Linked DNA regions of Homo sapiens: region 1 is linked to region 2. The links are chromatin loops, found by intact Hi-C in ENCODE. Cell type or tissue: ovary. All regions are shown on one strand. Each heading gives the region's core, and the rest is flanking DNA. Links, peaks and the distances in the headings are about the cores only.

What was found. Peaks named below come from ENCODE experiments on the same cell type or tissue, not always from the same donor. Only the 100,000 strongest peaks of a DNase experiment are listed, where the experiment ranks them.
Region 1: it touches region 2 in a loop (3-fold over the local background); 5 of 110 quality-filtered maps call a loop at or near these places.

Annotation. Positions count from the first base shown.
Region 1 is chr2:45,788,465-45,800,959 of GRCh38, reverse strand. The region is part of intron 1 of PRKCE (protein kinase C epsilon); the gene reads right to left. Among named protein-coding and RNA genes, the nearest start is that of PRKCE-AS1, 120 kb to the right of the region's middle. In ovary, for the core only: no CTCF peak of the experiment used is centred there; a DNase peak (open chromatin) is centred at 6,409.
Region 2 is chr2:45,853,602-45,866,096 of GRCh38, reverse strand. The region is part of intron 2 of PRKCE (protein kinase C epsilon); the gene reads right to left. Among named protein-coding and RNA genes, the nearest start is that of PRKCE-AS1, 180 kb to the right of the region's middle. In ovary, for the core only: no CTCF peak of the experiment used is centred there; a DNase peak (open chromatin) is centred at 5,180; H3K4me3 peaks cover 917 bases; H3K27ac peaks cover 2,698 bases.

The sequences.
Region 1 (12,495 bases), core at 1,879-9,878, 65 kb after region 2:
CTATGACTGCGTTAGTTTCCAGGTATTGTAATGATCTGCTCTTCTGCCTCTCTCATAGAGTGGATTATAATCCCCGGCTCTGGGAGGACCTGGAACCATGGCTCATGCATACATGTATGTCAGTGCCTAGCACAGTGCATGGTGCATAGGAGATAATTAGTGAAGATTTACGGGCCGAAGGAAGCCAGCTCTACTGTTAGTTCTACCCCCAAGTTCCTTCTCCAATTTTAATGGCGGAAGTTTTATTTTGTTCTTCTGCCTTGAACCCCATAGGTTGAAACTCCTTGTGGGGCTTAAGGCATGGACTTGACCCCTTGCCCAGCAGCCCAGTTCTGCCAAGACTGTGGCTCTCCCTTGTCCTTCTCTCCAGAACTTACTCCTTCTAGGAGTAAGGAGTGAAGGCTGCCCTCAAACCCCAGTCTAGACAGGCCTCTCATTGCCTATTGGCAAGAGCCTGTAGCCAACTGCTGACTAAAACTGCCCTTGGCACCTGCCAGGTGCCACAGGTCTACCTGGGCTCCAGCCACTCCAGCCCTGGCCCAGAAGCCTGACCAATGACATAGGCAACCTGATTGCTCTCTCGAGTCAGACCCCCCAGCATGAGGCTTTATGGAAGGGCTGCTGCCTGGGCAGTGTGACTCCCCATGCTCTCAAGGTGACTTATACTGAACAGCCTTTCCCGTTCAGTCCTTTCTTATTTTGTGAAAACACCCTGACCCCCAGCTGACCCAGCAACCTTGTAGCCTGACTGTGCAGAGTTTAGCATACTGCTCCATGCCTTTGCTTTAACACACTATCAAGTATCCAGCCGCTGGGCACTCCTGCGCCACCACTACCCTACCCTGCAACTATATTTTCATCTACCCAGCATTATACAAACTAGAGAACTAGGGGGAAAATCTCTCCCCACTTGACCAGCCTGGAGGTGACTACCCACATATCAGCCTTCCTCCTCCCCAGGACCCACCATGGAAACAGTCTCAAATCCAGGCTTTCTTTGTCTTGTGGACAAGAAGTCCAGACATTCAGATGCTAGGAGCTTAACCTACACCTCATTAAGCTGCAGCCTGGTGACATGACTGCAATTCCTGATCCTGCCTCTGCTGGAAAACCCTGACCCTAGACTGGGTCCTGATTCTGGTAACTACTTCTGACATCATCTCAGCAAGAAGAAATGGAATCTTCTCCTTGTACAAATTAAATGTGTGAGCAGTGCCATCCGCAGACTAGGGACAACAGGAGCCTGCCCTGAGCCCCATGCTTTAAAAAGTATCAGATTTTGAGTATGCACTAATTATACTGACATGTGCCTTTTAATTTTGAATATTTGGAAGACAATCTTTTTTTGAAAACATTGAAATAATTTTAATTTTTTAAAAAATATTCTTTTCTTTTAGAGACAGGGTCTTGCTACGTTGCCCAGGCTAGAGTGCAGTGGTTATTCACAGTCATGATCATCGTGCACAACAGCCTCCAACTCCTGGGCTTAAGCAATCTTCCCCACTCAGCCTCCTGAGTAGCTAGGACTACAGGCACATGCCACCAAACCTGACCAAATATTTTAACTTTTATATTTACTACAATTTATCTATTTACTAAATATATACTCAATTTTTATACACTTTGAATATAATTAAATTTCCTTGTGTAATTCTTTAGATCACTGAAAATGAGTATAAATTGGGATTATGATTGAAATAGAAAAGTGGAGCTCAGAAAAAAGGAGCTGAAAAGAATAAATAATAGAACATCAATAATGAATGAAAATGCTCACTTTTTTCTTTTTTTTTTTTTGAAACGGAGTCCCACTCTGTTGCCCAGGCTGGAGTGCCGTGGCACGATCTCAGGTTACTGCAAGCTCCGCCTCCCTGGTTCACGCCATTCTCTTGCCTCAGCCTCCTGAGTAGCTGGGACTACAGGAGCCCACCACCATGCCCGGCTAATTTTTGTATTTTTAGTAGAGACGGGGTTTCACCATGTTAGCCAGGATGGTCTTGATCTCCTGACCTTGTGATCTGCCCACCTCAGCCTCCCAAAGTGCTGGGATTATAGGCGTGAGCCACCGTGCCCGGCCAATGCTCACATTTTAAAAAACAGAAAACACCAATTATGTGCCCATAATAATAAGAAATACAATATAAAATATAGTTTTTTAAATTTTAAAAACACTGAAAACAGGTAAAAAAAAAAAAGCCACTTCTGTTGAGCATGGCCCATATACACTTTGAAACGATATTATAAATTCTCGATTTAATAAAGACTTAGGAAATAATTACTGATCAAAACAATGAAAATTAGCAAGAAAAATATTCCCATTAAATATGCAACTTGAACTTGATATTTTGCTTTCAATCATATAAAACTCTGGCTTTACACTTTTTAAATTTTGTCATTCTGAAGGTATATTTGTCAAGCTGGGAGGCTGGAACACATCTTAACAGTCTTTATGTTTGACATCTAATGTTTCAATATTTGGACACATTGTATATGGCTCTCCCTTAGCGCCTACAGGAGGTCCCACAAAAGTCGGGGGCAGGCATGTATGTGAGGCAAAGGAGGAGGCAACGTGTTTTGGTGGGGAGAGCTTGGGCTTCCAAATCCAAACCACAGCTCTGCTACTCTTAACTCTTGGGAGCCTCAGTTTCTATATCTCTAAAATAGACATAATAAAACCTAGCTTATATGCTCCACATATATAAATTCCTTTTTTATTTTAGAACTATTTATTTTTTATTTTTCCCATCTGCCTTTTACAATCTGGTTTAGCCTAATCCAATGGAGTAAACAGTGGTTTCCACTGTATACTTTATTTGCACAAACGACTTTGCTGAGCTCCTTGAGATCAAGGCAGGAGAAAGTACACTCATTAAGCCTGGCCTCTCTACCCGACACGCCAAGGAGCTGGCTCCTGGGTTAATCACTTTATGCAGCCCCAAGAATTCCTCACAGGAGTATAAAATGAGGAAATGAGAACAAGTCTACATTCCTGGGTTTTGGCGAAGGAACTCAGTAAGCCCAGCGCCTGTTTTGTTATGTTGGCAATGTGCATTCTCCTTCCAGCTACAATCCAGCTAAATACCAGAGTTCCATGAGAAGGCCTGGATCCCCTCAACCTTTACTGAGGTAGAGCACTTGTAAGAATAGCAGTACCTATGCTGAAAGCGCCAAGCGCCAAAGCTACCACGGTAGTCCCAATTGAAAAAGATGGGGCTGGGAAGAAAACAAAACTATGAAGTGCAATGCAGTCCTTCCTGAGCATGTGGACTCCAGCCATCCTCTGCGTAGTGCTGTTGCCCCAACAGCAGAGACCGCCCCAACCAAAGACAGGTCAGTTTAAATGTTCCTTGTCCTTCTCCCAGAGCTTCAGTGGGGTTGGCTGGCTTGCAGAGCGAATTAATTAAGGAGAACAACGGCCTCAGCCTGGTGCGTGCAAGAAGCCTGCTGGCAGGTTAAAAAAGCAAAACATAAGATGTGGCTCCCCAGCACTGTAAAAGGCACTTCTGCAAGTGAACAGGTATGTGGTGCACCATGGAACTGGGTCCACAGGTGTAAACTGAGATTGTTCTGGGCAAACCAGGGTGTGTGGTTACCGCAGTCGTGGAGAGCTGAGAAACCCTAGTAAGGACAAGGACATGCGTGGCTCCCTCCCTCCCCTTCACCCTGCAGCTTATTTCTGGTAGGGGTTTTGTTCTATGAAAGCTAAGCCATGAGGCAGAATGAGTAAAGTGGCCTTCCAACTGTGTGATGTCACCAGAATGGGTTTGGGTGCAGTCTCCCCACATGGACAACAAGCTAATGATACTATACCTGTTACATACAGGCGGTCACAGGCAATCTGTGAAAACATCAAACGCTAGACAGCAAGCATTATTCTCCCTCTTCCCAAAGCTGCTTTGTCTGAAACACTGACACTCCTAGGGATTCACCCTCTTGTACCATTGTGTCTCAAATAAATAGTAAATGGAGTTACGTAACCCTCAATGATGTCTTAACTGTTCTGAGCTCTTTATCTATAACATTAAAAAACAAAAATCCTCAAGGTGGCTGGACATGGTGGTTCGTGCCTATACTCTTAGCACTCTGGGACGCTGAGGCGCGAGGATCACTTGAGGCCAGGAGTTCATGAGCAGTCTGGGTAACATAGTGAGACCCCCATCTCTACAAAACAAAAAGTAAAACCTCGTGACCTGTGAAGTCTTTTCTAGCTCTGCAAGTCTTGACCTGGGCTCTGGGAAAAATGCACAATAGCTAAGAATGATGGCTCACCCTTGTTTGACCACAATGACATACCTGTATTTACTCATTTCATCCCCCCAGGTACCCAGTATATCATATCAACCCCATTTTGCAGGTGGAGAAGGTGAAGTCAGAGAGGTTAAGTTAATTGGCCTGGAAGCAGATTGCCCAAGTCAAGATAAGACAGTGCCACCTCTCAAGAAGTTCAATTTTAGTGATAATTTCAGTGAAATCATCATAAGAGATATAATAGCAGCCAATGCTTGTATTATGTGGCACCCATACACCAAGCATTGTTCTCATAATGTATATTAATTCATTTAGTGCTCATTACATCCCTAAGAAGTAGAAATTATTATTATCTTCGGTTGACACATGAGAAAATTAATGCATAAAGGGTTCAGTAACAGTCCAAGGTTTCTTACAGCTAGTGAGAGAGCTGGGGTTTGAAGCCAGGCAGCCTGGCTCTAGAGTCTATCATCAATTACTACGTTATACAAACGACACCTGGACATTTTGTCAGCCTAGAATAAGACAACTAACTGGGGCAGGCATGGGAATGGAGAACCTGGAGAAGACATCAAAGAATTAGCTGGAGTTCAGCAAGTAGAGCAGGGAAGGGCATTCTACACTGAAGGAACAGCATGAGCAAAGGCACAGAGGTGTGAAGAACAACTGCTTTCAAAGAAATGCAAAGAAGCTTAGAGTGAAGGGAGATGGAGGATGGGAGTATTGCTTAGAAATAATGAGCTGTGTTTATTTTCTATTCTTTTCAACTTTTCTGAATGCTTGAAATTTGAAAAAGCGCTGTCAAGCCTGGGTGGAGTGGAGGTCATGCTAAAAGCTGTGCAAACCTGCAGAAGACAACTCTGCGGGGGGTCTCACAGCATTGCCGAGCTCTGCTCTGCTCCTGGCCACCTGAGCAGGACCAGCAGACAGTGACATGAGAAGGGGCAAAGAACATAGTGGCCAATCCCAGGAAGCACCCTGCTGACGGAACCAGGGCCCACAGAGCCAGTTTGTGTGGTTTGAAGAAGCTGACTATGACCTTCAGGCCAGGTGGAGAATCCAGTATGGAGAGCAGCAGAATAGACTGGGCAATTAAAAATGTTCAGGCCGGGCGCAGTGGCTCACATCTGTAATCCCAGCATTTTGGAAGGCTGAGGAGGGTGGATCACCTGAGGTCAGGAGTTCGAGACCAGCCTGGCCAACATGATGAAACCCCATCTCTACTAAAAAAATACAAAATTAGCCAGGCGTGGTGGTGGGCACCTGTAATCCCAGCTACTCGGGAGGCTGAGGCAGGAGAATCACTTGAACCCGGGAGGCGGAGGTTGCAGTGAGCTGAGATCACGCCACTGCACTCCAGCCTGGGTGACAAGAGCAACACTCCATCTCAAAAAAAATAATAACAATAATGTTCAAGTGGTTCAGGTTTGAGGGAGAGCAGAGCATGGATGTGGTGGTGCGGGGTGGTGGGAGAGTTGAGGGCAGGGTCAAAGCTCTAGGTGGAAGGTCTGGTCACTCCACGACACGCCCATGCCAAGGAAGACCAGAAACTGTGAGGCTGGGGCCCTGGCTGGCTCATCAGCATGGATGCTGCAGTCTCTGGAAACCCCCGTGGGGGACCTCAAGAAGGAGAAGAGGTGCTGGCCTCACCTCCTCAGAAGGTGGGGTCATGTACCTCGAACAGACAGGGCTGGGTGGCACAAAGATGAAAGGAAAGAGTGGAAAACAACAGCAACAAACCAACAACAGCAGAAGCGGAGTCTGAATCACTCTGCTCTCATTAGCTCTGTGATCTTGACATTTCTACTTGTTTGAGGTTCAGTTTCTTCTCCCGTTAAGAAAAAAAGAAATGGTGGATGGGGGGGGGGGTAGGGCAATAATTGTCCCTCCCCCATAGGATTCTATAGGTGATCAATAAAGGATGTCTATCATTTTGATGAATACTTCAAGTAATTAGAAGTGGAGGAGGCTTGTATTCGAACAGTCCAACCTTGGGAGTGGGAGAGGAAGAAAGGAAGTCAGAGATGTTCAGAAGGAAAATGAAAAAGCAGTGAGTGGTCAGAGACTGTCACACATCTCCCTCCAGAGACGGGGCTGTCAGGCGAGATCCATGCCCTTCCTGAGATTCCTTGCCACAGCCTTGCCCAGGTTCCTCCCCAGGCGCTTGAAACCACAGAAAGCCGTGCATCAGGGTCCGTGCTAGAATACCGCAGGAATGAGAACGAATTGGCACCCTGCTTCATCCAGGCTGGTTAACCCCTCCCTTGAAAGATAAGAAAGTACTCAGCCCAGAGTGTAATTCCTTCCTGTCTGCCCCGTCAATGCATTTGCCATTTTCAAAAACAAAAATCCCTCCCTGAATAATTCATTATTCGAAGGAAACGCCAGCCCAGAGTGCGCCACTCCATTTACTCTGACATAAGAGCTCATCTCGGGCCATGTGTATGTGTTTCTGAAAAGGATCCACATGAGCAATCGCTTTTTAAAACGTCGATATCCGAGAAGGCAAGCAGAGAGTTTAAAAGGGCCATAATTCATAAATCAATGATGCCACACTCCTGAGGAAGAGTTCTGCATTGACTGGTCAACAATTCCATTTGCAACAAGCTGAAACATCTGCGTCTCCCTGCTTCTCTAGCTGGGGTCCCAGGGCGGCTGCCCCACGATAATAAGGCAAGGTTTTAGGGCTAATCCGAATCATACTCTCTGGGATTCAGGCATGGAGATGTGGGATTGCTGTGGATTTTATCTAAACCTTTTCATTTCTGTTAATATCCCAATAACTAGAACCAATCCGAACCAAGCAAGAAAAAAAAAATGTGAACACTCATGACTCAGAGTCCTTTGTTCCTGGCTATGTAACAGGGCTGTTCACCAGTCAGTGTGAGACCCTGTCCTTGTCCTTGACAAGCACCAGCACAGGTTTAGCCCGGATCCCAGTTCCAAACATATCTAGGGGGAAATTTAAACAATTGTTGCTGTTTTTGATGGTTCCTGATGGCCTCGATCAAAGTATGGTGTTTGGCCTTGATCATGGCTGTGAAAACAAAACTCTACACCTGGAATTGGCTAACTGCCCAACATATGCTCACACAGAACTCAAAGGCCAGAGCATCAGAGAGAAAATCAGTAAGCTGAGGCCACCGTCTGGAGTTGCTTTTGGACACATACTTTACCATTGCTAGAGAAAAACAACCTGCAGCTTGGATTCATCAGTAATCTTCATTGCAGACAAACGAGATAGAACACCTGTCAGCTCTCAGGGTTTCCAAAGAGCAGGATTTGGGGGAGTCTGGGTATAATTTTTTCTTCTTTCTTCCCCTCTCAGCTTGCCTCCCTCCCCCGAAGTGTCTAACCAAACATGGAACACACAAGAGCAGAAGAAGAAAGAGAACAAGCGAGAAAGAAGAGCAGCAGCCCAGGAAACAGATGGAGAAATTGGGGGATTGGGAGCTTTGCATTTTCCCCATTCGCCCAAATTCAACAAATAGGAAGGCTCCTCTGCAGCTCTCTCTCAGTCAGCAAAGAGCTTTCCAGGACATTTTGTTTACTCAACACCTCTTCTCTGCCCTGCTTAAATCTATTCTGGAACAAGGAAGGGCAAATAAATTAATTAGGCTGGGTAGGGTGGCTCACGCCTGTAATCCCAGCTCTTTGGGAGGCCAAGGCGGGCAGATCACCTGAGGTCAGGAGTTTGAGACCATCCTGGCCAACATGGTGAAACCCCGTCTCTACTAAAAATACAAAAATTAGCCAGAAGTGGTGGCGGGTGCCTGTAATCCCAGCTACTCTGGAGGCTAAGGCAGGAGAATCACCTGAACCCGGGAGACAGAGGTTGCAGTGAGCCGAGATCGTGCCACTGTACTCCAGCCTGGGTGATGGAGCAAGACTCTGTCTCAACAAAAAAAATTAATTAATTATACCACCTACCATTTATCAGTGCTCACGACAAAATGGATGCACTTTTACAATAAGCATTATCTCATTTAATCCTACAACCAGTCCTTGAAGAAAGAAACTCTCCTTAACCCCATCTTTCAAGGCAGGAAACCCAGGCACAGAGAGGCTACGTAGATTATCCAGAGTCACACAGTTAGTGAGCAGTAAAAGTGGGACAGGAACTTGAGCACCAGGCAGCAGAAGCCACCCTCGGCCAGCATCTCTCCTGCGTGTTAGAGCCACCAGAACAAGCTGATAGAAGGGAAAGGGTGGGAAGGGCACCCTTCTCTAGCTTTGTGTTTGGGGTAGGGATGGAAAGTGACCACTGACAATAGCTTAGCATTTACTGAGCACTCATCGTATGCTATGATTTGAGTTGTCCCCGCCAAAACTCATGTTGAAATGTGATCCCAAGTGTGGTGGTGTTGGGAGGTGGGGCCTCATGAGAGGTGTCTGGGTTATGGGGATGGATCTCTCATGAATGGCTTGGTGCCATTCTCATGGTAGTGAGTTCTTGCTCTGGGGAGACTGGATTACTTCTGGTGAGACTGGGTTGTTAAAAGCCAGGACACCCCTCAGGTTTGGCCTCTTTGCACCACTTCCCCTTTGCCCTTCTGCCATGTTGTGACACAGCACGAAAGCCCTCACCAGATGCCAAGCAGATGCCAGCACCAGGCTTCTGGAGCTTGCCATCCTGCAGAACCATGAACTAAGCAAGGCTCTTTTCCTTATAAATTATCCAGCCTTAGCTATTCTGTTAGAGTAACACTAAATGGACTAAAACACTGTGTGTCAACTAAGCACTACAGGCATGTGGTCATTTACAAATACCCCGTGGAACAGGTGCCATTATCCTCATTCCAGGGATAAGAAAACTGAGACCCAGAGAGGTCCTGTGGGTCAAATGTATTTGAACCGGGATTCTCATTGAGAGAGCTGGGGTCAAAGCCCGTGCTCCTGACCATTATGCTCCACTGGAGTTACAGATGGCAGTGAGCATCTGAGCCTCAGTGACCCTTTAGCACCAGCAAGGGCAGAGAGGAGCGCATTAACCCAGCATCAAGGAAAGGCTGTCTTTAAGGAAAGTACACCACTTTGCGCAGCTACCCATAAAGATTCTAGAGTGAAATAAGCTATCAGAATTTAATTCTGCAGGTATTCACTCAGGCTACTATTTGTTTACTCAAGATCAATCAATTGACCCCATTCTTCAAGAAAGAACTAAAAGAAAGAAAAGAACTAAAAGAAAGAGGATATGGAAGGAAAGGACATAGGGAATTATACAAATACAGTGTAATGCTGAGCCTGCTGGCCCACAGGGTAGCCTGAAACTAGAAGGGGGCAAGGCCCAGCGGGTGTAGGGCCTGCTCTTGGGGCTCCATGGGTAAAGGGACTCTGGACCAGGACCCCCACGTGCTCACTATAGCTTTCCCCACTGAAAGCCAGAGAGCTTGCCTTACAGTCTTTTCCATCTCTCGCGTTCTGTTATTTTTAGTTGGTTTCAATCTTTGGACAGCAGGAACCTCTTTACCAGAAAGCTCAATATGTAAAAAGGACTTAAAGGGGCTGATTAGGTGGGAATGAGGAGGTTCAGCAGGGCACAGAAACTATCCCTAGTCCCCAAGCCCCGTGACCAGTCAGAGGCACCTCTACCAGCCAATTCAGAGACCTCTACACAAAACCTTCCCTTCTTCACCAAAGTGAGCTGGCTGTAGACTGCAGACGTTTGTGCGGAGGTGGAGGGGCTGGAACACATGCCTGCTCTGTTCCCTTTTCAAAGGTCTGGAGACGCTGGCCTGGCCTCTGTGGGAGGCCTACACGCCTTTCTAGAGGTCCTTAATCAGGTACGGGCCTCAGGTGTCTGATAGTTGTGCCACCACATTCCCCGCTTACCACCACCAGCACCATCATCAGGACCAGAAGTTCATACTGTCAGCTACTTGTTAGAGAATCAACAGCCTTGAAAACTTCCAAGGATTGTGCAGAAACAGATACAAAGTGTATTCACAAATCAATTTCCCAGAGCATAGTACATCCCTTCTCAAGCCGAATAACCTTCAAAATCTGAAGAAGATGAAAAAGGAGAAGAAAAACGTGAAGGGTTACCCAAGGTTGCAAGCACAATGGCCAGAATGTGTGTAAATACTGGACTGGCCCTGTGTGCTTTGGGTCCTCTGACAGAATGGCCATTTCCTGCAGCCCCATTTCCTCTCATTGTATTTCAGTGGAACAAAAATGTTATAGAGAGCAGCCACTCAGTCACATAGGTTATTTTAATAGATACATCCTACAAGCCTTGAAAACTTGCTCTACGCTCTGATAACAAGGCTAAAAATATCACAGGCCCTATTAGCAGATTTGAGGCTCCAAATCAGTGAGACTGGAACACACGTGTGTGTTTTTCTCAGCGCATCCTGCAAGTTTTCCCACGTGCTGCCACCCTCGACACATTTTCATATTATCTTTTCCCCTGAATCTCGGTTGAAACTGATGCTTTCATACAACACTGGAGGATTTGGTGGCATTGATGATCTCTTCAGCATTCCTCATTCAGCTGCACATTTCATCCAAAGGCTGAAGGATGCTCTCATTTATGCATATGTGCATTTTTGCAACTACAAAATGCACGGTAGACAATACTGAAGAGCTGGCTACACAGGAACTGTCTGTCCCAAGAGCCATCACAAAAGAGCTGATCTTTCCACAAACCACTTGTGAGCTCCTGCCAGCTCTGTAATTCAGGGCCACTCTCGAGATTTCCACTCTTGGGACCAGAGATAAATCTTTGGTGTCCCAGGCGTTTGATCAAAGCTCTTCTTTCCTTCATTATCCTATCAATATGAATGAACACTACCATTTAGGTGTCAGATATGTAAAGCTAATCTAAAGACACAAGTTTTCATTATCTTCAGAAAGATACTAATACATTTTTTAAAATTCCGAGCTTCTCAGAAAATGTAGATTTAAAATATAAATATTAATTACAGGCAAAATATCTTAAAGTTGTGATTCTCAGCCCTGACTGCTCATTAAAAATGGGTGGCAGGGGTATTTTCAAATGATTCCTAGCTCTTCCAGATGGTTCTTAAGGACAGCCAGGGCTGAGGGTTGAGAATCCCTGTCTTTCCCCCCTTTCCCCCAACCAGAGAGACAGTCTCACTCTGTTGCCCAGGCTGGAGTGCAGTGGCATGATCATTAGCTCACTGCAGCTTTGAACTACTAGGCTCAAACAATCCTCCTGCCTCAGCTTCCTGAGTAGCTAGGACCACAGGCAGGAGCTATGCTCCACTGGAGTTACAGTGATGAGTTACATGCCCATATGATTTAAAAAATTTTTGTAGAGCCAAGGTCTCACTATGGTCCTAGGCTTTTGTCAAACATACACATTAGCACAGTGAAAGAAGACATGCAATAAATGCATGAACTGTGAACAGTATTTTAATAAATGTATTAAATAATATGGTCAATCTTATGGTCTCTGTACACAAATTTCTGAGTTATCACATTATTATACAAAATCCAGAGGCACCTTTTCTTTTGTAGACATGGGATCTTGCTATGTTGTCCAGGCTGGTCTTGAACTCCTGTCCTCAAGCAATCCTCCTGCTTCAGCGTCCCAAAGTGCTGGGATTATAGGCATGAGCCACCTTCCCCCACCAAGAACCTGTCATCTGTCTTAAAAGACACAAGTCTTCAGTGCGGTGGTTTTGCGAGGGTCTAAGTGGGTGGTTCTCCACCTTGCTTGCACATTAGAATCCCAAGGAGAGTTATTAAAATGCATGGGACACATCTCCAAAGATTCTGATTTAATTGGTCTGGGGTAGGACTAGGTTCTGGTATTTGAATATTATTTGAATATTCAGCCAGAGTTGAGGACCAATGGTGTAAGTCAATGCCCTTCTCTGATTGACCTATCCTTAAACATATGAAGCTAAAGAATCAGGAAATGTATCTTCATATATTTCTTCAGACCTAAAAATCCCGAGAATAGCACTACTTTGCCTACTTTAGACAGAAAGTAAGTAATAAAGGCATCTGAATAGAGAATTAGATTTGATGTTATAATGTCCACATACATCCCTTTCAGACGGAGTGTCCCTCTGGTCCTCATGAAAAGCTTGTTTCATTTCATGCACTGTTGAAACAAGATCACTTATCTGGTTTCTAAACCAACAGCTGATCAGAATCAAGTAAATTAGAGGCAATGGAGGGGTAGGTAGAAAGGATGAGAGAGGCTGTGTAGAAGCAGGCCCCCTGATTGCAATGAGAAGTGAGTGCTGATAGAGAAGACACAGAAAAACTGAAGTAAGT
Region 2 (12,495 bases), core at 1,730-9,729:
TGTAATCCCAGCACTTTGGGAGGTTGAGGAGAGAGGGTCTCTCAACCCCAGAAGTTCGAGACCAGCCTGGGCAACACAGGGAAACTGTGTCTCTACAAAATATGAAGATAAATCAGCTGGGTGTGGTGGCATGCACCTGTGGTCTCAGCTACTTGGGAGGCTGAAGCAGTAGGATCACTTGAGCCTGTGAGGTTGAGGCTGCAGTGAATTTTAATTGTATCACTGCACTCCTGCCTGGATGACAGAGTGAGAACTCGTCTCAAAAAAAAAAAAAAAAAAAAGAAGAAGAAGAAGAAACTTATTTTCTCAGAGTTCTGCAGGCTGAGAAGTCCAAGATCAGGGCACTGGCAGGTTCAGTTGTTTGATGAGGGCTGCTCTCTGCTTCCAATATTGTGAGACTCCACAGGGGAGAAGCACAGCAGCCTCACATGTTGGAAAGGCAAGCAGGCTGAATGCTGATGGAGCTTCTGTTACAAGGTCCTTCTTTTCATTCACAAGCGAGTCTCTCTCACGGCTTAATAATCTCTTCAAAACCCCAGCGCTTAATACTATCACATGCACAACATCTGAATTTTGGAGGGGACATATTCAACACATAGCACTATTCAAGACTACGATCCTCCATTTATTTAGAGGACAGACTTTCCAGCAGCCACACAACCTTAAGAGAGATATTCTCAACCTTGAGTGCACATTCAAATCACCTGGGGAGCTATACCTATGTCCAAGCCCTACCCTCTGAGATTCTGATTTATCATCTATTTGGGGGTATGACTCTTTTTTTCTCCTCCTCCTCCTCCTTTTGCCACAAGTTCCTCATGTGATTAAAATAGGTTGAGAATTCCAATTGATTAAAGAGGGTTGAGAATCACTGCTTTCAAGTCTTTCTACATAAAGCCTGTTCCACAGACTAGCAGAACTGGCATCGCCTAGGAGCTGGTTAGAAAAGCAGAATCTCAGGCACCACCCCAGATTTTCTGATTCAGAATCCGCATTTTAACAAGTTCCCCAGGTAACTTATATGGACAATAAAGTTTGAGATGTCCTACTCTAAAACAGAGCTTCTCAAAACTTGGTCTTACGACCAGAGGTCTCAGGTTACCTGAGAACTTAGGAATGTAAATTTTCGGCTTCACCCCAGAACGCCAGAATCAGAAATTGTGAAGGTGGAGCCCAGCAAGCTGTAACTGGCCCTGCAGGTGATGTTGATGTATTCTCAAGTTCGAGGCCCCCTGCTCTGAAGCCTGAAACACAGCTCCATATTGCTATGAATCCAGAGCTCCAAGCAGCAAGAGATGATTATGAAAGCAAGTACTCTACCTCAAAAGAGAAGCTGAAGTCATCCTCGGGCTCCCACGCAAACAATTATACATGAAATATCTCTTTATAATCCATAGGAATGGTTGGGGAGGAATTAAAGAAGAAAGCAAGCAACCTGGGATCCCTTGGTATGGGAATAAATCCTATGCTCCCTATACTCTTCAGAAGAGCACAAACCAATAACCGATGTTCATAAAAATGTGTAAGACATTAAGCCCTTAAGTTGTGTTCATTCAGTTCATTCTCAGTACATTAAGAAGGCAATTATGTTTACATTAAAAAAATATTTCTATTACAATGTTTTATGTTTCTTTCAAGTGAAAAATAACTACTTAGGACAGTCTATTGTTCCTAAAAATGTTGAAGGATAAGAAGAAAGGTTACATGAGGGTGGTGTGGTAGGACTTAAGACCATTCTCCAGGGCAGTTATTGTTAGGCTTTCTGAGGTCTTGCCTTCTTCTGAGAGCTGGAGCAAAGCCATGAACCTTCGTCCCTTAAAATGCGTTCCCAGAACGTACAGAAAATTTTGCATGCAATATCAGAAGATTGAGGCCCCCTAGGCCAATGGGACTGATGTTGAGGGTATCCATTCTGCTGTGGGGAGCAGCCAGAGAGAGCAGAATGACGCTCTTTGAGGGGTAGAAGGATTCACACCCAGGCTGAATCCTGGCATTCTCTCCAACCAGTTAAACCAGAGCCTCAGATTCCTCCTCTACAAAAAAGTAGCTGTAGGAAGGGCAGTTTTACTATTGCCATTCTACAAACAAGGAAATTGAAACCTGGAAAAGTGAGAGCTAGTCTAGGACACCAATGGCAGGGTCAGACTTGCAACCTCTATGGCCTTTGAATTGGGCCGTCTGCTGCCCAGCAGGATGCAATGCCCCCTTTTAGACTCTCCAGTGCAGCCAGGCGCACCATTCCCGTCCCTACTGTCTAGCTTAGCCCTTCCCACCCTGAGAGCTCATCTCCTACACACCCAGATGAAGCCTGCTATCATGACCACTTGTCCTCCCCCTAGCAAAAAAGAGCCATCTCTGCTTGCAAGCCGTATTCCGAGCCAGGAAGAGCTGGCCAGGTCATCTGTTAAGCCTCAATGCATCCTGAACAGAATGAGCTCCTAAATCTGTGGCACTGGATTGCACTTACTCTGCTTAAACGCCTATTTCTACTACTAAAACATGAACTCCTTGAGAGTAGGGACTGCCTGTGACTCCTCTTTGCATCCCCAGGGTTGGCCCGTGAGCACCTAACAAACAAGGAAGGTAGGGCAAGAAGAAGGGAGGGAGGGAAGGCAGGCACCACTCTGGCCCTTGCAGGTAGAGCTGTTTGGGGTCCTGATTCATCACGGAGCAGCCTTTGGGACTTTGCAAGTGCTATTTTACCCTGGTATTGTGTTTGCAGACAAGCCTGTCTCTAAGACTAAATTTTAAGCCCTTTGAGGGTACAAAAGAGTTTTCCTACCTTTATGTAGGAGATACCAAGGGCTACATTATATAGGCAACACAGTGGGTGGCCCTGAGACCTTCCATTTTCCTGAAGAGTCAAGATCTTCCTACCAAAGTATCCTAGACCCTAGACAGTAGGGTCTAGACTGGAGGCTATGAGCTGCCAGGAAATGAGTAGCCTAATTCTGCATACCCAACTTCCAGGAACCGCAAGCACACACTAACAGGACAAACTGTGGGTTCAGCTTCCCTCTCCCACAACCCCCCAGTCCCTCAAACCACACATATTGTCCCCAACTGCTCTCTTCTCCTCCAGCAGTGGGGCCACAGCAAGTAGAGGGGGTGGAGACACCAGGGAGTAGATTAGAGAGTGAGTAAGGCTGTTTTTCAAAATGGATCTCAGCCAGAAGGCCCTGATCTGGGGCACAGGGTCCCTAAGTTTTCAATGTGAATGCAGCCCCTGCGAAGCTTTGAGCCTAGGGGCACCCTGCGCAGGTGATTATGGGTGCATGTGTGTACACATTTGCATGCATGTATGTACACACACCACACACATATAAACACACACAGCCTTGGGGAGCAGAATAGAGCTGACTTTTGGTAATAAGCTGCCTGCTCTGAGTCCTAGCAATCCCCAAAGCCCTGCGCATTGTGACCTGGTTCCCGTGATCTGTAGGGTAACTTGGCAATTGGTTTCCCAGAAGTGCAGAAGTTAGTGACTGAGCCCAGCTCCAGGGACACAGAAAACCAGAAGATCCAGCCAAAGAATCCCCTACCCCTCTGACTGCACAGGTAGGCAATGCCTGATGCATTCTTGTACACAGTACCATGCTCACTTCTGACAGTCTGGTTAGAGGAGCTGACACCAAGAAAAAAGATGGAACAATCTCCGGCCTAATGCACCACTAGGTGGTATGACCAGGAAGTTCTGTGGCTCTTCAAAGAAGGCCAAGTTCCACTGGAGAGGGATCCAGGAGGTGACATGGAGGTGGTGAGACCTGGACGGATGAGGAGGAGGCAGACTGTTGGAGGGAAATGGAAGTAGTCCTGGTAAACCAGGAAGGAACACAATGAAGAATTCAGAGTAACAGATTTGAAATACTGTGTGTGTGTGTGTGTGTGTGTGTGTGTGTGTGTGTGTGTGTGTATACAAGAAGAAAGGTTACACTAGGGTGGCGGGGTAGTACCTAAGACCATTCTCCAGGGCAGTTATTGTTTTACATACATATAAACTCACAGCAAAAATGTTAATGAGTTAAAAGGCTACGTGGGGAGCATAAGTCCCTTGGTCCCCATCTCCACTTTTCAGAGGTAAATTTGTGTGTGTGTACACTATGCTGGCGTATGTTTTTGTGTTTCTTTCCTCATTTTCACACAAATGGGATCACAGTATAGCTACTATTCCAACTTACTTTTTTTACTTAACCATTTATTTTCAAAACCTCTCTTCATTAATATATAAAAATAAACCTAAAACTTTATAATGGTTGTTAATTACTCCATTATAGGAGTTACCAGTGCCCTTCAGCTGTAAACATTTACCTTGCCTTCAATATTCTGCTGTTTTGACCTGGCACTTTGTGCACTACCTAGGCAGGTTCATCAGTGAAGTAAACCTACAGCAGTTTCTGGGTCAAGGAAAACTCTAGTTTCATTCTCGCCAACAGTTCAAATGGCATTTAGTGAGTACCTACAATGTGCAAGAGAGAAGGGAGAATAAAAGAAAATTTATTTTAGTAACACTGAAAATAAGCCAGTCTTGGGGACCTGAAGCCTCATGCGAAGAGGTATTTATTGAAGAATGGGCTAAGGGCATTTCTACTCTATATTTTTTTGCTATTGTATGTATATATAATGTATATATTTTTGATAACTGTTAGATATGCAACCTAATACATGGGTTGTAAAACATTACTGCAGAGCAGGTAATTACATAGCATATTTACCCCCAATCTATTATATATCGTAAGTTCTTTTCACTGTGTTCAGCATAACTCAGTGTGTTATAAACTACATGCATGAAAAATCACCATGCACTTTTTCAGCATTATCTCCCAGGAGTTACAAGGATTGCCTGTGGAGGTTAGAACCAAATTAGTCTCTAGCCTCAAGCCCACCCCTACCCCTAATACCAGCCCCAGCACGAAGGAGCATTCACATCAGGCAATGGCTCAGCCTGCTGTTTTCCCAGCCAGAAAACCAGTGAGTAGGAAGCAAGCCTCCCCACTTGAGTTCTGATTTCCTGAAAAGCCAAATTCTCGTTGCTCTCCCTACCGAGGCCCTTCCTCTGCCCCCACCCTATCATCAAAAGTGAAAGTGTTACTGCAACAGCACACAAGCGCTGGCATCAAAGATCTGCGTTATTCACTGGTTCCCAGAAAAACACTTGTCTGGGACACGGGTTAAGGAGCAGCAAAGAAGAGGTCATTGATCTCTGTCTCCAGGGCTCAGTGGCTTTGGCATGGGGAGGGGCCGAGGCTTTCCAGATGTTCCACTGAAGGACTGGATGGGTGCCAGGAGAGTGCTGCAGATCTACAAAGGGATGCCTGTTCCCCAAGAGTGTACCATGCAAAGTCAAAAACTCTCTGAAGAGAGCACTGGCCAAAGTGGGCAGGGCCCCCAGAGAGACTTCAGCGGTGAACATCTTCTGCTGTCCTCACTCCCTTCAGTCCACAGCCACCACAGCCACTACACCCCCTCCCCAGCACTCACATGCACATATATTTCCCCCAGACTACCAGCTCTTGTTCCTATAGTAACAAAGCAAAAGCTAACAGGGTTTGAAAAAGCAGTAAACTTGACAGCAACCATACAGAAGGGCAAAGAAAATGGCCTGGGAAATTCTGTTCTCACCCTAGAAATCTGCCTTCAGAGGAGTGCCAGCCCATCAGGGGGCCCCAGCTACAAGTCTAAAACCTCAGCTCCCAAAGGCACAATTCCCTTCCTCTGACTCCACCCATCCTCTCTGAAAAGGAGAAGGCCAGAGTTACATGGATCAGTACACTATGTAAGTTTGCAAGTTATCTGAACAAGGAGCAACCCCTAAACACAGCATTTGGGTGATTACGTGGCAATGATAACATGGCTACTATTAACACCTCTGATTCAGTCATTCATTAAACAAATACTTACTGAGCAGGTACTGTATGCCAGGCACTATTCCAGCTTGCTGGGGATACAATGATAAACAACTTAGATAAGATTCTTGTCCTCGGGAGCTTACATTCTAGAGGGGCAAACGGATAATTAGTAAACAAACTGATACTAGTTTAATAAGGCACTAAAAGTACAATGAAATAAAAGCAGCTCCAGTAACAAAAAAGATTTCCAGGAAGTATATTATGTATAAAAATGGAGGCAGTAGGACGATAGAAAGAAAACTAGACTTTCTACATTATACAAGTGTGTGGTGCTTCACTTTCAAAATGAGCTTTCATGCACATCAGCTCATTTTGCCACTGCCACCTATTGAGTTAGCAGGGTGAGAATGCATCAGTATACTCATTGGCCCAAGCAGAAACATATTTGGAAGCCCAGATATGTGACATGATTTGTTCAAGATCCACCAAGTTTCATTCTTTGGATATCTATGTATCAGATAACCATAGAATGAAAAGATTATCTACAAATGAGGGGAAGATATTGCAATACATGACTGCCTCTGAAGCACTAAGAAATAGACAAAAACAACAGAAAAATGCACTAAGGGAGTGAACAGACATTTTTGAGGAAAGGTCAAAAACACATAAAAAGATTCTCAACATCACGAATAATCAGATAAATATAAATTAAAACTATAATGGCATATCACCCACCATACTGGTAGAAACTTAAAAGTCTGATAATACCAAATATTCATGAAGATAAAAAACAATTGGATATTGCAAACATGTCTGGTGGCGGCATCAACTGGTAAAATCACTTTGGAAAACAACTTATTACCTAGCAAAGCCGAATGTGCACGTATCTGTTGAACCATCATTTACCATGCCTGGGTAAATAATCTAGAGAAACTATAGATAGATACAAGGACACCCCCATAATATACTATTGTCCTTAATAGAAAAAACTTGAAAGTAATCCCAACGTCTAGGAATAGAAGAATGGATAAATTAATTTTGATATATTAATATAATGGAATAATATACAGCAATAAAAAAACGAACTGCAGCCACACACACATCAATATGGATGAATCTCAAAAGTAGAATGTTGAATGAAACATAGGATGATACTATTTTATTTATTTATTTATTTATTTATTTATTTATTTATTTATTTATTTATTTAGAGATGGAGTCCTGCTCTGTTGCCCAGGCTGGAATACAACGCCCTGACCTTGGCTCACTGTAACCTCTGCCTCCTGGGTTCAAGTGATTCTCCCGCCTCAGCCTCCCAAGTAGCTGGGATTACAGGCACCCACCACCATGCCCGGCTAATTTTTGTATTTTTAGTAGAGGTGGGGTTTCACCATGTTGGCCAGGCTGGTCTCAAACTCCTGACCTCAAGTGATCCGCCCGCCTTGGCCTCCCAAAGTGCTGGGATTACAGGTATGAGCCACCGCACCCGGCCTGATACTATTTAAGTAAAGCTCAAAAGCAGGTAAAACAAAACAATACATTACTTGGGAAAGCATACATTTAGGTGCTAAAATCATAAAGAAATGCAAGAAAATAATACAAAATTTAAGATATTTACAAAATCTTTCCCCCATTGGGGGAAAAAATGGCAAAGACAAAGTCAGTGAAGGGTGCCCAGGGGCTGAAAGGCACTGGCCATACACTTATTTTAAAGCTGGATCATAGGGACATATGACCCATGATATACAATATAAGTTCAGCATAAAAATAGTGGAAGGGAGGGAGGGTAAGTCTGATTTAAATTAAGTCCAAAAGACAGATTGATTCAAGGGAAACAAATCACAGAGGGTATTTTTTTCTTAAGTCAAAAAAAAACCCCATCATTTCTAAAACAAAGAAGGCTGACGAAGGCCTCATGCAGTACAGGAAGTGAATGTTAAATCCAAAAGACGCTGGTTTGATTTATGTTTAAAAAAATTAAAAATAAAAGCAAAATAGGTTCTTCTCCAGGCAGAGCCAGGTGTTTCTAGTTGGCCTGGTAGTGTCGCGGCTAGAAGGGCCATCGTTACAGGCAGGGAGAGGTTGAGTGGCCTGAGCAACATCTGTAATTAAGCAGGTGAAGTCTGTCTTCTAAGCTCCAGCCACTCTGCCAATGACCCTGGTGACTCAAACCCACCTATTACAGGCAGTTCTTGATTTTCATCCCTTCAGCCTTCAAACAGCACACAGGCCACACGTGGACGCTCAGCCGTCAGCTGGCGGTCACGTGTCACAGGATGCTTTCTGCCAGCCAAGCAACTCAGCCACCTCCACAGCTTTGCCATTTTTACCTGGCACCATTTACAACGGCCATTCCTTAATCATTTAACAAATATTTCCTAAGGACTACTGTATCCTGGCACTGTTTTAGGTCATGAAGGTACAGCAGAGATGAAAATAAACACAGTCCCTGCCCCGATAGAGCTTAGATCCTAAAGAGTTTGTACAATTATTTGAATACTTTATTGCCTCCTACCCTTTAAAAAAAAAAAATCAAAATGCTGGGTGTGGTGGCTCATGCCTGTAATCCCAGCACTTTGGGAGGCCAAGGCAGGCAGATTGCTTGAGCTCAGGAGTTCAAGACCAGTATGGGCAACACAGCAAGACCTCATCTCCAAAATAAATAAATAAACAAACCAATCAATCCATCGAAACAATGAATTAGAAAAAAATTAAAATGTTGGCCCTTGTGATGAGAGCGATAGATCTACTTCAGAGTATAGAGGCTAATAGGGCACATCGTCAAAGCTTTAGCCTCAGCTGGGCCCTTCCAGAACTTAAGCAGGTTGACAGGCTGCCCAGATGATCACGTGAACATTTTTTAAAAACTCTCTTAAAGAACAAACTGCTGGAAATATTACCAGAAATTGTTTCTGAACAATGAGACATAGTGAGGGGATTTTGTAATGCATTTTAGTTTTCTGGTAATGGAATCCTCCATAATAATGTTCAACTGAATTATTCAACTTTCACTCCTTTGACTTCCAGAAGCATTTTTAGAAAGCATCACGTGCAACTTAGGGAACCAGCTGCCTACAAACCTAGCAGTTGGTCCTTTATTAGTACAGCCACTATGGAAAGCAGTACAAAAGCTCTTCACAAAATTAAAATAGAACTACCATATGATCCAGCAATCCCACTACTGGGTATATATCCAAAAGAAATGAAATCAAATGTCAAAGAGACATCTGCACACTCACATTTACTGCAGCACTATTCACAACAGCCAAGATATGGAATCAACCTAAATTCCCATCTGATGATGAATGGACAAAGAAAATGTGGTACATCAGCACAATGGAATATTATTCAGCCATAAAACATAATGAAATCCTGTCACTTGCAGCAACATGATGAACCTGGAGCACATTATGTTAAGTGAAATAAGCCAGGCACAGAAAGACAAACACTGCATGATCTCACTCATAGGTGGAATCTTAAAAAGTTGATCTCATAGAAGAAGAGAGTAAAATAGTGGCTACCAGAGGCTGGGGAAAATAGAAGTCAGGGGGGATGGAGGGAAGTTGGTCGATGGGTACAAAGTTACAGTTAGACAGGAAGAATAAGTTTTCCTGTTCTATTATACAGTAGCATGACTACAGCAAATAACAATGTGTCGTATATATCAAGAGAGCTAGAAGAGAGAACCTTGAATGCTATTAACAGGAAGAAATGATAAATGCGCCAGGCACATGGCTCACGCCTGTAATCCAAGAACTCTGGGAGGCCGAGGTGGGTGGATCACTTGAGGTCAGGAGTTCGAGACTAGCCTGACCAACATGGTGAAAATCCGTCTCTACCAAAAATATAAAAGTTAACCGGGTGTGGTGGCAGATGCCTGTAATCCCAGCTACTCGGGAGGCTGAGGCACGAGAATTACTCGAACCTGAGAGGCAGAGGCTGCAGTGAGCGGAGACTGTGCCACTGCACTCCAGCCTGGGTGACAGAGTAAGACTCTATCTCAAAAAAAAAGAAAAAGAAACAAACAAATGATAAATGTTTAGAGAGGGGGATATGGTAATTGCCTTGAGTTGATCACTATACTATGTACACATGCATTGAAACCCCAGAAATATACACAATACATTGTATCCCAGAAATACATGCAATTATTATGTATCGATTATAATTTTTTAAAAAAATTTTTTTAAAAGAAAGAAAGGCTTAGGATTCCATCTTTCTATAAGGGTTTTGTTTTTGTTTGTTGAGGGAAGGGAGGGTTCGCCTTTTAATGCACACGGAGACTTCAAACCATCATCATCATGAAAACCCTGAAGGCAAAATCTCAAGCAAAGACAGAAGGTAGGTCAGTGTTAGGGGCAGCAGTCAACAGCCTTATTGTGCCCCTCCTCACAGGGGCAAAACATTGTTCAGCCCATTTATGGCAATACATCACCCACTGCAGTGAGAAGCTTTCTACCCAAAACAAAACCCCTTCTCAAGTTAAGAAGCTAAATTCTTCTCAAAGAAACCTCAGTCTCTTTCTACTCCTGTGGCTTCCAGACAAAACTCCTAAGTTTGAGGAGAAAATCCTTACTTCACAGGACACACAAGCAAGCACGATGAAAGGATGTTTCCCCTAAAGTCAAGGGCTTGTGTTGCCATTTCCCTTTCTCCCAGATGGACCTGTTCCCAGACACACACCGATGCACTGTGTTTTAACAAACTCCACATGTGCAGCTACACGAGAGAGACATTAAGGAGCAAATCCTGATGTTACAGACTTTTTCACTTCTAAAAACTCTTCTTAGGAAGGGTTCACACAATTGGGGGTTCATTCAAATAGGGAGCTTCCCTAGTTCTTTGGGAACAAGGTTCAAATTTTAACATTTCCATTTTTGCCTAAATTTGTAAGATTTTTAAGCATTCTGTAAATACCTGCTAAGATCCAACTTTTTCCCTTTTCCTTTATTTCATACACTCTTTTTCTCTACCTTCTTACAGTGTAAGCCTTGGATTTTTAAAAAGTAAAATAAACACTGCCTTATCAGCCTCCACTTGTATATATTTATGGAAGTTACTTGTCACATCCAGATCTTACAAAAGATCATTAGAAGAACAGTCTTGTAATAGAACAAATGGAAACACTGGTTCATCAAAACCAGAAAAAAGAACTGCAATTATCCAATACAGCCCTCTAGCTAATATATAAATTTGTTCTACGATATTTCAAAATGCTCATTTGGTCTCTCCTTGAATACCTCCAGAGATGGAGAGCTCCCTACTTACTGTTTGAGTATATTTAACTGCTGGTGAGCTCTGCTTATTGGAGACTTTTTCCATACATTAAACTAAGCTGAAATCTGCCTCCCTATAACTCCTTGTAACCCTTGTCATCCCAAAGCTGCAAGAGGAGCCACAGAATAAGTTCTCTCTCTATTCCACTTGGCCACATTTTAAGTTTCTAAGACACCTACCAGGTCTCATCTACTATTAATATTAAGGCTCCTGTTCTTTGGCCAAGAATAATTGGGTCTGGCTCCCTGGTGGTAAGTGTAAGGAGAGATTAGGAAACTTTCTCATGGACTCACGCCCGTATTCGGAAAGTCTTCAATCTGAGAATTCAAAATCCTGAGCATTGGCTTAACCATCGCCTCTTAATGCTTTCCTTGCAATCCTGTTGAAGGTCAGAAATACCCAACGATTTGTTTACCTTCAATAGGCTGGTTAGTAGCAGCTAGGAACAGAATCCAAGCTTCTTATTTTAATACAAGGATTCCTCCCACTATACCTCATCATGATGCCACCTAATGCTAATTCAGCGTAGCCAGTTGGGGGTCTTGTGCCCAGGGCTATTGAGGCCCTGGAATAAGCAAGACCCTCATAGACTTAATCCATGCCTCCCTATGGTAACCTGTTTCACACTGGGTTTTGGTGATCTGTCTCTAGGTCTGGTTCCCCACTGGACCAAGAGGCCCCAAGTACAGGGACAGTCCTTGTCCCCATACTTGTTTTGTGTAGTCAGAATGGTAGGATGGTGCTCCCGGCTCAGCAATGCCACATTGCAAGGCCAACAGGGAGCCACACTGCACCGGGCCAGGTCTCAGTTCTGGACCAGTACAGGAACCTCTGCCCTTGAATGACTTGTGCCCTTAGATGGGGCAAGCAGGGCACAACCTGGACTCCAATTATAGGTACAATATAAATATGTGAGTACATGGTTGTATAGAAAGACACAGAGGAGTGTGGGGGGCAAATCCAGTGTCATGAACCAGGGGAATGCTGGTGGGATGGGCCCGTGTGTGGGAAGGCTCCCAGGAGGTGGCAAACTTGAGAATAAAGAAGTAGCTAAATAAACAGGGAGAGGACAGGGTTTTATAACTGAGGACTTGGTGTGCATGCGGGCCCTGAGTGGCATTGGAAAGTCCCTAGTAAGTATCCGATACAGTAAGCTTAAACATTCAGATCCATGCCCACTCATGAAATTGATTGTACAGTGGAATATGAAAGAACCGATTATCCAAAGCAAAGTCAGGCCAAACACCTTGTTTATCTCAGTAGTTTCCTTTAGAAGTGACAGTTTTTCCTGTTATTTTCATTTAGTCATGCATTCATTTATCCAGCAAGTAAAAATTATGCCCCTACTGTGTACGCAGCACCTAATCCAGAA